Regions from separate parts of the Homo sapiens genome. Here region 2 is linked to region 1. A link is a contact called in ENCODE Hi-C or POLR2A ChIA-PET data. All regions are on one chromosome and are shown on one strand. The core of a region is the stretch at or near the end of the contact, and the rest is flanking DNA. Distances in the headings are between cores, read along the strand shown. Region 1 holds the start of OR2I1 (olfactory receptor family 2 subfamily I member 1 (gene/pseudogene)). Region 2 holds the start of GABBR1 (gamma-aminobutyric acid type B receptor subunit 1).

Region 1 (4,833 bases), core at 1,954-4,453:
ACCCAGAAGGTGGATGATTTCTGCATTTCCAACTGAGGTACCCAGTTCATCTTATTGGGACTGGTTGGACAGCGGGTGCAGCCCATGGAGGGTGTGCCAAAGCAGGGTGGGGCATCGCCTCACCCGGGGAGCACAAGAGGTCAAGGAACTCCCTCTCCTAGCCAAGGGAAGCCGAAGCCTTGAGGGACTGTGTGGGGAGGAACGGTGCACTCTGGCACAGATACTGCGCTTTCCTCACGTCTTCGAAACCTATAGACCAGGAGATTCCCTCTGGTGCCTATGCCACCAGGGCCCTGGGTTTCAAGCACAAAACTAGGAGGCTGTTTAGGCAGACACCAAGCTAGCTGCAGGAGGTTTATTTTTTCTGATTAAGTCAAGCAGCAGTTCTCACCGTGGCTAATTAGGCCTCCCACTGGGACATTTGGCAATGTCTGGAGCTGGTTTTGATTGTCACAATTAGAGAGGATGCACTACTATCACCTAGTGGGTAGAGCCCCGAGATGGTGCTAAACATCCTACAATGCACAGGACAGCACCCCCAACAAAGGATGATCCAGTCAAAATCGTCAGTAGTACTGAGGTGGAGGGCACTGATCTTTAGATCTTGTGACTAGGCTTTTTCTTTCTGAGTAACATGGAAACTGCTGAAAGATTTTGAGATAAGAAGTGGTATGATCTGAGTTGTTATAAATGGGTTACTCTGGCTTCCATGTTGAGAATATACTAAAGGTTAAGGGAAGAACCAGAGGATTATTTCAATCATCCAAGCAAGAGATGTTGACAAGGACAGACCAGAGTGGTGGTCCTAACAGTGATAACGATTTGTCAGTTTCACAACATATTTTTGCAGGTAGAGCCAATAGAATTTGTGGGTAGATTATATGTGAGTGAGATGAAGAAGAGTCAGTATCACAAGATTTTTGTCTGAGAAACTAGAAGAATGGATTTTCATTACGGGAGATGAGAAAGGCTACAGAAGAAGCACATTGTGGGGGAGAGGGTGGGTAGTAAGGAGCTCAGTTTATGGCATGTTAAATCTGAGATGTGTATTAGATACCAAAAGCTGCTGGTGGGTAGACAATTGGACATAGGAATCTGGAGGTTAGGAGAAAAATCCAGCCTGGAAATATAAATTTAGGAGTCATCAGCATATAGATGGTGTACAATGTCATAAGACTGGATGACGGAAGTGCATGTAAAAAAGGAAAGAGGACTGAACCCTAGGCACAGCAGGGAGGAGGAGAAACCAATAAAGGAGATTAAGAAGGAGCAGCTGGGAGACTTTGGTGATTTGAAGCTGTCAGTCAGCTCAGACTGCCATAACAAAATACCATAAACTGGGTGGCTTCAACAACAGAAGTTGATTTCTCACAGTTCTGGAGGCTGGGAAGTTCAAGATCAAGATGCTGGCTGATTTTGTTCCTGGTGATGGCTCTCCTCCTGGCTTGCAGACAACTCCCTACTTGCTGCCTCCTCACGTGGCCTTTCCTCTTTTATAAGGAAACTAATCCTATTTGGCCCTCACCTTTGTGACCTCATTTAACTATAATTACCTCCTAAAATGCCCATTTCAAATACCATCACATTGAGGATTAGATTTTCAACATATGAATTTTGGGGGGGGACACAATTCAGTCCATAGCAGAAGTGAAAGGCATGTTCCAAAAAGGAAAGCTAAGTCCACTCTATTGAAAAGCTTCTAACAGGTCAAGTAACATGAGGACTGAAAACTACTATATCAATGTGGAGGTCAGTTTGTGACCTTCGATGAAAGGTTTCCAGTGCAGAAACCTTGTTGGAGCCAACCCGAAAGAGAATTCAAGGACTTGGATGGTAGCTAGGGGGAAGTGAAGTCAAGAGAAGATTATTTTCTGATGAGTGAAATCAAAGTATGTTTATGTATTGATGGGGATGGTCCACTGGAAGGACAAATTATATTACAGGAAAGAGGGGAAAGATTAGAGTAATGTCCCTGAATAAGTGGAAAGGGATGGAATATAGTGGGCAAGTGGGGGTACTGGCATCAGACAGATGCAAAATAGTATATTCCTAGCAGTATCAGAAGAAAAGGTGGAGTCCCATATGTGAGCACAGATGCAAGTAGGTGAACAGATGGGTTAGTAAGAACTTCTCTTTTTATTGCTTTACATTTTTTCAGTAAAAAATGAAGTAAAATTTTTATCTGAGAAAGATGATATTATTTGAGAGAGAGGAGTACTGGGGATTTGAGGGGAGACCAGAAAGTATGCATGAGTTACGTAGGAGAGGGGAAAGTGAGTGGACTAGGAAAATATGATTATCAATGACATTAGCCCCTTCCTCTTAAAGTAGTGGTCATGAATGTAAAGTGAAACCTCTCAGTGTGGCTATTGGCTTTCCTTCGGCCACAGTCAGCTGAACAAATATAGGGAGAGAGTAGGACTATAGTTGGATTTAAATAGGAAAGCAATTTAGCTGAAAGAGTGTAACAAGTGAAAAGGGCAGGAACATTGATGTATGCAAAGGAGTAATAGTGATTGACGAGACAGTCTAAGCTTGATAGAGAACTGAAGATACAAGGGGCGTGAGGGGCCACGATGAATTTGCGGACCTCTCACTGAGGAAGAAACTGAGAGGAAAGTATAGAAAGATAATCTATGAGGATACTGAATTCACCAAGAATCATCACAGTACTGGAGAGAGTGAGAGGGGATCAGGGACAAAAATCTTCAAGGACGAAGGAGGAGCAAAGGGAAAGAGAATGATGAGAGCCACAAGTGGGGAGGTGGACTTTGGAGCAAAGCTGATGACATAACAGTCAAAGCTACATTCAAAACTAATAATGACTTCAACAAATCTACAAAATTCCTGACAGAAAGGGTTATTTTCCTTGTTTTACAGATGATGACATTGAGAGTCACTGAAGTTAAACAATTAGCTTAAGGTCACTCCATCAGAGAATGAAATTCTAAACCAGTTCCAATTGAATAGTAGAAATATTAATGAGAGGGAATTACGCTGCCTTTGGCCTTCATACACTGCCAGAGGCACACTACCCTAAAGGGACTTTCCCTCCAGAATTTCCTCTTCCCCACTCTTGGGGACTCCTCTCCGGACACCTTCATGCAAAGTACTAATGATAGGAGTGGGACATCTATTCCCCAGAGCTCCATCCTCTCTTCTAAATAACAGGGAACGTTGAGTCCCCTGTTTTTTCTCTAGTGAGAGCACTCATCAGCATGCTTCCTCCTCTCTAACTGTGTCCTTTAGATCCAGGAGGGATATTTGCTACCACCACCAGCTAATGCTGATTTGCTACCAGCACAAGGCCCAGGTCCTTGTCTGGTCTGTACCCCATTACAAGGTTCTCCAGGAACAGACATCACCACCTCTGCCTAGATCCTGAAATTTCACAAATGTAGGTTCTTTCTTACCCGTTCTTTTTATTCCTCTATTTACAAGCACAATGACACCCACCCCTCGTCTTCTTCCTGAAATACCTGGCTCTGATCCCAGGCATCCATTCCAGAAATCAACACAGCTATGCAATTGCATCTTTTATTAAATACTCCCAACTCCATTTCAAATCCAGAGAATCCAGAGCAGGAGCAAGAGACCAACCTATCATCTGGAAACTCAAGGTGTAAACATTAGTGCCAAAGATTAGTCATGAAGGTAAGTTGGGTATTACAGTGCCCTACAACAAAATGGTCTTGTGCCGAGAGCCACATTCTGAAATACCAAGTGAAGTTTGATGACACATTATATTATATATTTCACAACAGATTTGTCTTCTAGATGTGTGAGGGAGATGATGGGTTTATGTGTACAGGTGCACACATGCCTATGTTTTGGGGAATTTGTGCATACATGTAACAAGAATGTTATCTGTGCAGTTTTATTATTGTGTGCCTGTTTTCATGGTGTGGCATATTTGAAGAGGAATGGTTTAGAGCTTGCCAGGCTGAACAGTTATGTGTCCGTGTAATCACCGCATTAAAGAATTTGACCTTTTGTAACTCAACATCTCTAGCCACCATTGGTCTGTAAGCCTGAATGTCACCTCTCCTACTTTATTCATCTCTGATATGACCCCAAATTATAAAATGATCTATAAATATAGGTAAGACTTTGCATGTCCTTTCATACTCCACAGTCTCTAGCACAGTGGATCCTGGTTGATCAAACAGGAAGGACCTCGAAGTTAGTCAAATATAAGTGGAAAACCTATTAAGCATTTACAAATAATGTGGCCTTGGGCAAGTAATTTAACTTCAGTTACTCTCCTAACATACTCTATAAAATAAGGCTATTGCCTAATATTCAAGTGAGTTAAGATTAGAGTTAATAAATGAAAAGAGCTGTAAATGTTCATAGCAGTTGTATCACTGCCTAGCATAAGAACCCCTTAAAAACCTGTTTCTTAATTTGGGAAACAGATATGACGATAGTTAGCATTTATTAAAGGATGACAGTTAACAACTGCTATGTGCCAGGCCTTGTTCTAACAGCTTTTCATATTTAGCCCACTTAACATATTTCTATTTTCATATGAGGAAACTGAGGCAGAGAGAGGCTAAGTAACATACCCAAGGTTTTCCAGCTAGAAAATGGCAGAGCCAGGACTCAAACCCAGGCAGTCTGGCTGCTGAGCCCTGGTTCTTAATTATGACATTAATGCTTATTCTGCCCAGTGAGGATAAAATGAGTGAAACATAAAATCAAACAGGATGTTTTGGTAGGGAGCAGTGTTTTTTCCCTCTGAAAAATGAAAAATTAGGTTATTGTGATTTTGTAATTTACAGCAGTGAATATGATGTGAAAAATAAGTTATCCATATAATAATTTATGTCA
Region 2 (4,740 bases), core at 815-3,314, 83 kb after region 1:
TCCTCAAAGAGAATAACTGACAAGATGAATTATCAATGTTATAGGCCAATGATCAGTGGCCTAATGAAGGGAGGATGAAATGAACTGTGCAGGCTGCTAGCTCTACTACCTCCAACCGCACAGAGCAAAATTGCTCTTATGTAGTAGTCATTCAATAAATGTATTTGTGAATTTTGGTATACTGGATTTAAAGTGCTGACTTGCAAGCAGTAATGCTAAGTTTGCGGCAGGAAAAGGAATAGTCTTGAAGAGGGGAGGGGCTTCCGAGGCTACTCACCACAGCGGCTGGGTGTGTCCATATCTGTCCAGGAGCCGTTGGCCAGGCACTTGCGGACCTTGGGCCCCACCACCTCGCGCTCCCCCCGGCACACATACTCAATCTCATAGTCCACTGGCAGGAAGTTGATAGCCTTCACCTGGTCCCGAGTCAGGCCCCGGTACCTGATGCCCCCTTCCCAGGGCGGGTGTATGATCTGGCAACCTAAGGGGTGAGTCGGGGAGGCATACAGAGAGGAATGGTGGGAAAGAGGAAAAGGCAGGCTCCCCAGTGGGAGGAAGGGGAGAGTAGGGCGTGGTCTGTGGGCAGGCTGGGGACAGAGGAAGAGGGATGGGGCACTAGAGGGTGGGAGTGGGGACAGGTACAGATCCCCTGGCTAAAGGACAGAGAGTAAAGGGCCAGGGTTAAAGCTGATGAGAGAACCCACAAGTGGGGAGGGAAGGGTGCTGGGTGGAGGTAAGAAAGAAAAGTAATTAAGAAATCATGAAGGGTATGATATGTGGGTGGAGCTTTTCTTTAAAAAAAAAGGCTAAATGAGGATATTCGAGTTGAATTAGGATAGGAGGATAAAGGGAGGCTAATAAGATCATCTGGACAGCAAAGTGGGACCAAGAAAAGGGAGTAATTGAGGTAGTAATGTGGGGCTGGGAAAGGGGATTGAGGCGGAGAAAATGCACAGGAAGGTGGTATAGTGTAGCAATGTGGGCAGAGAAAAGAGGTGCTGGATAGTAACGTGGGGTGACAGAAGGAGGTCAGCAGTAGTAAAGTCGGGCCGAGCAGAAGGGGTTGCCAGACCGGGATGATATGTGGGACTGATGGGATAGTGATGAGGACCAGAAATGAGGAGATGCAGGGAAAGGGAAGTGGAGCGAAGGAGGGCCGGAGGTCGTCGAAGAAGGATGCACCTTCTGAGGTGGCGTTGGGGGTCTGCGCCCCGCCCGCGCCCGGGGGGCGGAGGAAGAGTGGCGCCAGTAGCAGCAGCAGCAACATCTAAGTGAGAGGCGGCCATGAGGACTGGACCGAGCCCCGCCGGCGCGGCCCGCACCCGGAGACTACTCGACCTCTTGCCGGTTGCCTCGCAGGCTCCGACCGGGCTCAGCCTGGGGACCAAGAGAGCGCCCCGCGGAGGAGGCGGGGGCGGAGCCCCGCGCGGGGTGGGGGGAGAGGAGGAGAGAAAGCCTGTCCCCACCCTCCTCCTGCCTCCCTCGGCCCCCAACCCTCCCGGGACTCCACCTCTCACCACCTCCTCTCCCCCGGCCCCCGCGGCTCGCAGAAGCCTGGCTTACCCACGCTCCCGGCATCGGCCGCCTCAGCGCTCCCCGATTCCATCCCCGCGGTTCCTCCTCTCCCCCAGCCCCGCTTCCCCCAGCTGGGCCCTGCGCCCACTGCCCCCTCCCCCACCACGCCGCGCGCCCCCTCTCCGAGCCCTGCTAACCCGGGGCCCTGGCTCTTACCTCGGCGCGCGGGCCCGGCTCCCCGGCTCTCCCCGGGCCTCAAGGCCCCAGGCCCGGCCGCTCCTCCCCGCTCCCCCCTCCCTTCTCCTCCACCTTTCTCCTCCTCCCGTCCCTCCTCCCCTCGAATCCAGGCTCCAGCCTGGCCAGGGTCTCTCCCCTCCTCTCTCGCTTCCCCCAAACCCCACCCCTGTCTCTTCTTCCCCGGGGCGGCGGCAGCCACGGGAGCGGGGAGCGGGGAGCCGGGAGGGAAGGAGGCGGCGCCGGGGACCAGGGAGAGCTCCCGGGCGGAGGGAAGAAGGAGGGTGCAAGGGAAGGCAGGGCGGGGGGAAGAGAGGGGAAGACCGGGGAGAGGGCGCCTCCCACAACCCGAGCCCCGGGAGCCGCCCCGGATCCCAGCCCCGCCCTGGACCGCCCACAGCGCGGTGGGGCGGGCGGTGGAGAGGCGCGGGGCTGAGAGGTGGGGGAGAGGGAGGTGCCCTGGTGCACACGCACTCGTCGGGGGGCGCCGGTCACTGCCGAGGGACCTGCGGGCCAAACAACTGGAAGCTGGGGTGGGGGAGAGGGAACCCGAGCCAAAGGCAGAGGAGCTGGCGCTGAGACAGGGAGTCTGGGATGAAGGTGGAGAAAGACGGCTGCACAAAGAGAAGGCAGCCCTAGATCCGGGTGAGAGGAGAGAGGCAGAGGCAGATGCCCAGGAGAACTGCGACCGGAGGGCGAGAAAGAAGCCTGGGTCAGAAGGAGGTGGGGGAGGGGGACTGAGGACCACCTAAGCGCAAGAAGGGTTGGGTGTAGAAGAGATTTCTGGGAGACTAGAGCAGCTCCATGGTCCAGCAGCATTGCTACTCGCCTGCTCTGCAGGGAACGCGCAGAACGGATTGGAGGCAAAAAACAAAACAGGGAGGGGGACATCAAGGAGAGAAATTGAAGTACGAAGGGAGTAAAAGGACAAGAGAAAAGAACCTCAGGGTGGTTTAGAAGCCAGTATTACCTGATGTACTCCAGCAGAGCCTAGCAAACAGTATTTCTTGACCAAGGGCAAACTGGAAGCTCTAAAGACAGCAGGTACAGACCTTTTTGACGGCTCCAGAAGCTCTTGGCTATACCTTGAAGTGGAGGGGTGTGTGTGTGTGTGTGTGTGTGTGTGTGTGTGTGTGTGTGTGTGTGTGTTGTGCTGTTGTTGTTCGTAGGCCTGAGTTTGGGCTGGGAGAGGAAACAGTGGGCTCCTTGTTGGGGGGGACAAAAAAAAAGCTGCTTTCTGGCTGGTCCTAGGGGGAAAAATGGTAGGAAGAAACCAAACACTGAGAGACTGACTAGAATTGAGATTCTCAACCTCCAACCCTTTTTTACAATAAATATTTTGTAATGACACTTTTACTGTCCTAAATTGAGATTCATAGATGAGGCTCACGCCTGAAATCCCAGAACTTTGGGAGGCCGAGGCGGACTGATCACTTGAGCTCAGGAGTTTGAGACCAGCCTGGCCTGGCCAGCATGGCGAAACCCCATCTCTACTAAAAATAGAAAAATTAGCGTGGTGTGATGGTGTGCGCCTGTAATCCCAGCTGAGACACCAGAATCGCTTGAACCCGGGAGGCAGAGGTTGCAGTGAGCCAAGATCGCACCACTGCACTCCAGCCTGGGTGACAGAGCAAGACTCCATCTCAAACAAAAAGAAAGGGAAGGAGGGAGAGAAAGTCATAGATGATATAACCTACCTACATACACAACTTTAAACAGAAAGCAAAATGCTTCCCTTTCTGTAACGTAAAGGGGAAATGAAAGAAAAGTAACTTGCAATAAAATAACATAAACAGTATTTTAATGTGTGAGTGCCAAGGCCCGACTACCCTAGAAGTCCTGATGGAGTAAGCAGATGCTTCCACCTATTCACAGAACCACGGGGATGAAACTGCTACCAACACAGGCTGATCCAGGTGCTGAGTTGGTGACTCAACTACCTCCAGCATGTTGCCATCAATGAAGTGATTTAACAAAATGTTGAACAACTCTTGGTAGCAAAGTTAATTTTCCCTAATTTTACACACAACTATAATTGCATTCCTAGAAAGTTCACTGTATATTTAAAAAAAAATTTTAAAACTGTATTAAGTTATAGGCTCAGATAATTAAACACAGGTTTTCACTACGTGAATGTCCTGGGGGACTTTTGAGAATCTGGGTGAGGAACAATTCTTCAACATGTAGGTAGTGCTTTGAAGAATATCTTACACCTCTGCCCCAACCATAAATGTCAATAGTGCCCCTTCCCTTATCACCTGAGGTTGGGAGTTCGAGACCAGCCTGACCAGCGTGGAGAAGCCCCAACTCTACTAAAAATACAAAATTAGCCAGGCATGGTGGTGCATGCCCGTAATCCTAGCTACTCAGGAGGCTGAGGCAGGAGAATCACTTGAACCCGGGAGGCGGAGGTTGCAGTGAGCCAAGATCATGCCATGCCATTGCACTTCAGCCTGGGTGACAAGAGTCAAACTCAGTCAAAAAAAAAAAACAAAAAAAAACAGCTAAAAGATGCATCAAAATGTTAACAAGGATTGCCTCTGGGCCATTAATTGTTGCATAACTTTTCTTTTTTACTTTTTTTTTTTTTAAACAAGAAGTTTATTTAAACAACAAGACGCTTGACTTGAAGGGAAAACTATCTAGGATTCTTTTTTGTTTTAGAGTAATTTATCCCTACTTAAAGACAGATTGCTCTGCATGTAACAGCTAAGTACAAAAAAGTTATAAAATTGTCCTTGGTTTTACAATGATAAATGAAAAACATTAAAATTCTCCAATTGAACAAGGTATGCAAGGATTTTTATGTTGTTGTTTTTTTGTTGTTGTTGTTAAAACAGTGAGAGCAAAATAACTTACTGGAATATAAAGATAAGAGCTGAATGAGCATGCCACTAATGGAGAAAGGGGGTATTTTCACAGAATCAGTATTTTTCCGCCCCGTCTCCACTTGATGTCAATCAAAACATACCATTGGCTGTTTAGTTTTAA

The links. Hi-C counts contacts between places; a loop is a spot of excess contacts on that map. ChIA-PET counts read pairs that join two places held with the same protein, here RNA polymerase II (POLR2A). Pooled maps may share reads with other maps.
Region 2: a loop to region 1 is called in a pooled map, with 2.7 times the contacts of the local background. The contact joins the promoter of GABBR1 here to the promoter of OR2I1 in region 1. A Hi-C loop is called at or near these places in 1 of 168 maps with a recorded cell type or tissue (B cell), 1 of 37 single-sample maps with no recorded cell type and 4 of 50 pooled maps. POLR2A ChIA-PET finds 5 or more read pairs at or near these places in 1 of 52 experiments (activated CD4-positive, alpha-beta T cell).

Annotation. Positions count from the first base shown.
Region 1 is chr6:29,547,204-29,552,036 of GRCh38, forward strand. It overlaps OR2I1 (olfactory receptor family 2 subfamily I member 1 (gene/pseudogene)), which reads left to right and starts at 3,204. Exons shown (of 2, transcript NM_001396058.1): 1 at 3,204-3,654. The coding sequence starts at 3,649.
Region 2 is chr6:29,631,119-29,635,858 of GRCh38, forward strand. GABBR1 (gamma-aminobutyric acid type B receptor subunit 1) reads right to left here and starts at 2,065. Exons shown (of 23, transcript NM_001470.4): 1 at 1,732-2,065; 2 at 1,183-1,267; 3 at 278-481. The coding sequence starts at 1,267. It also overlaps the pseudogene SUMO2P1. RefSeq lists an enhancer at 1-375.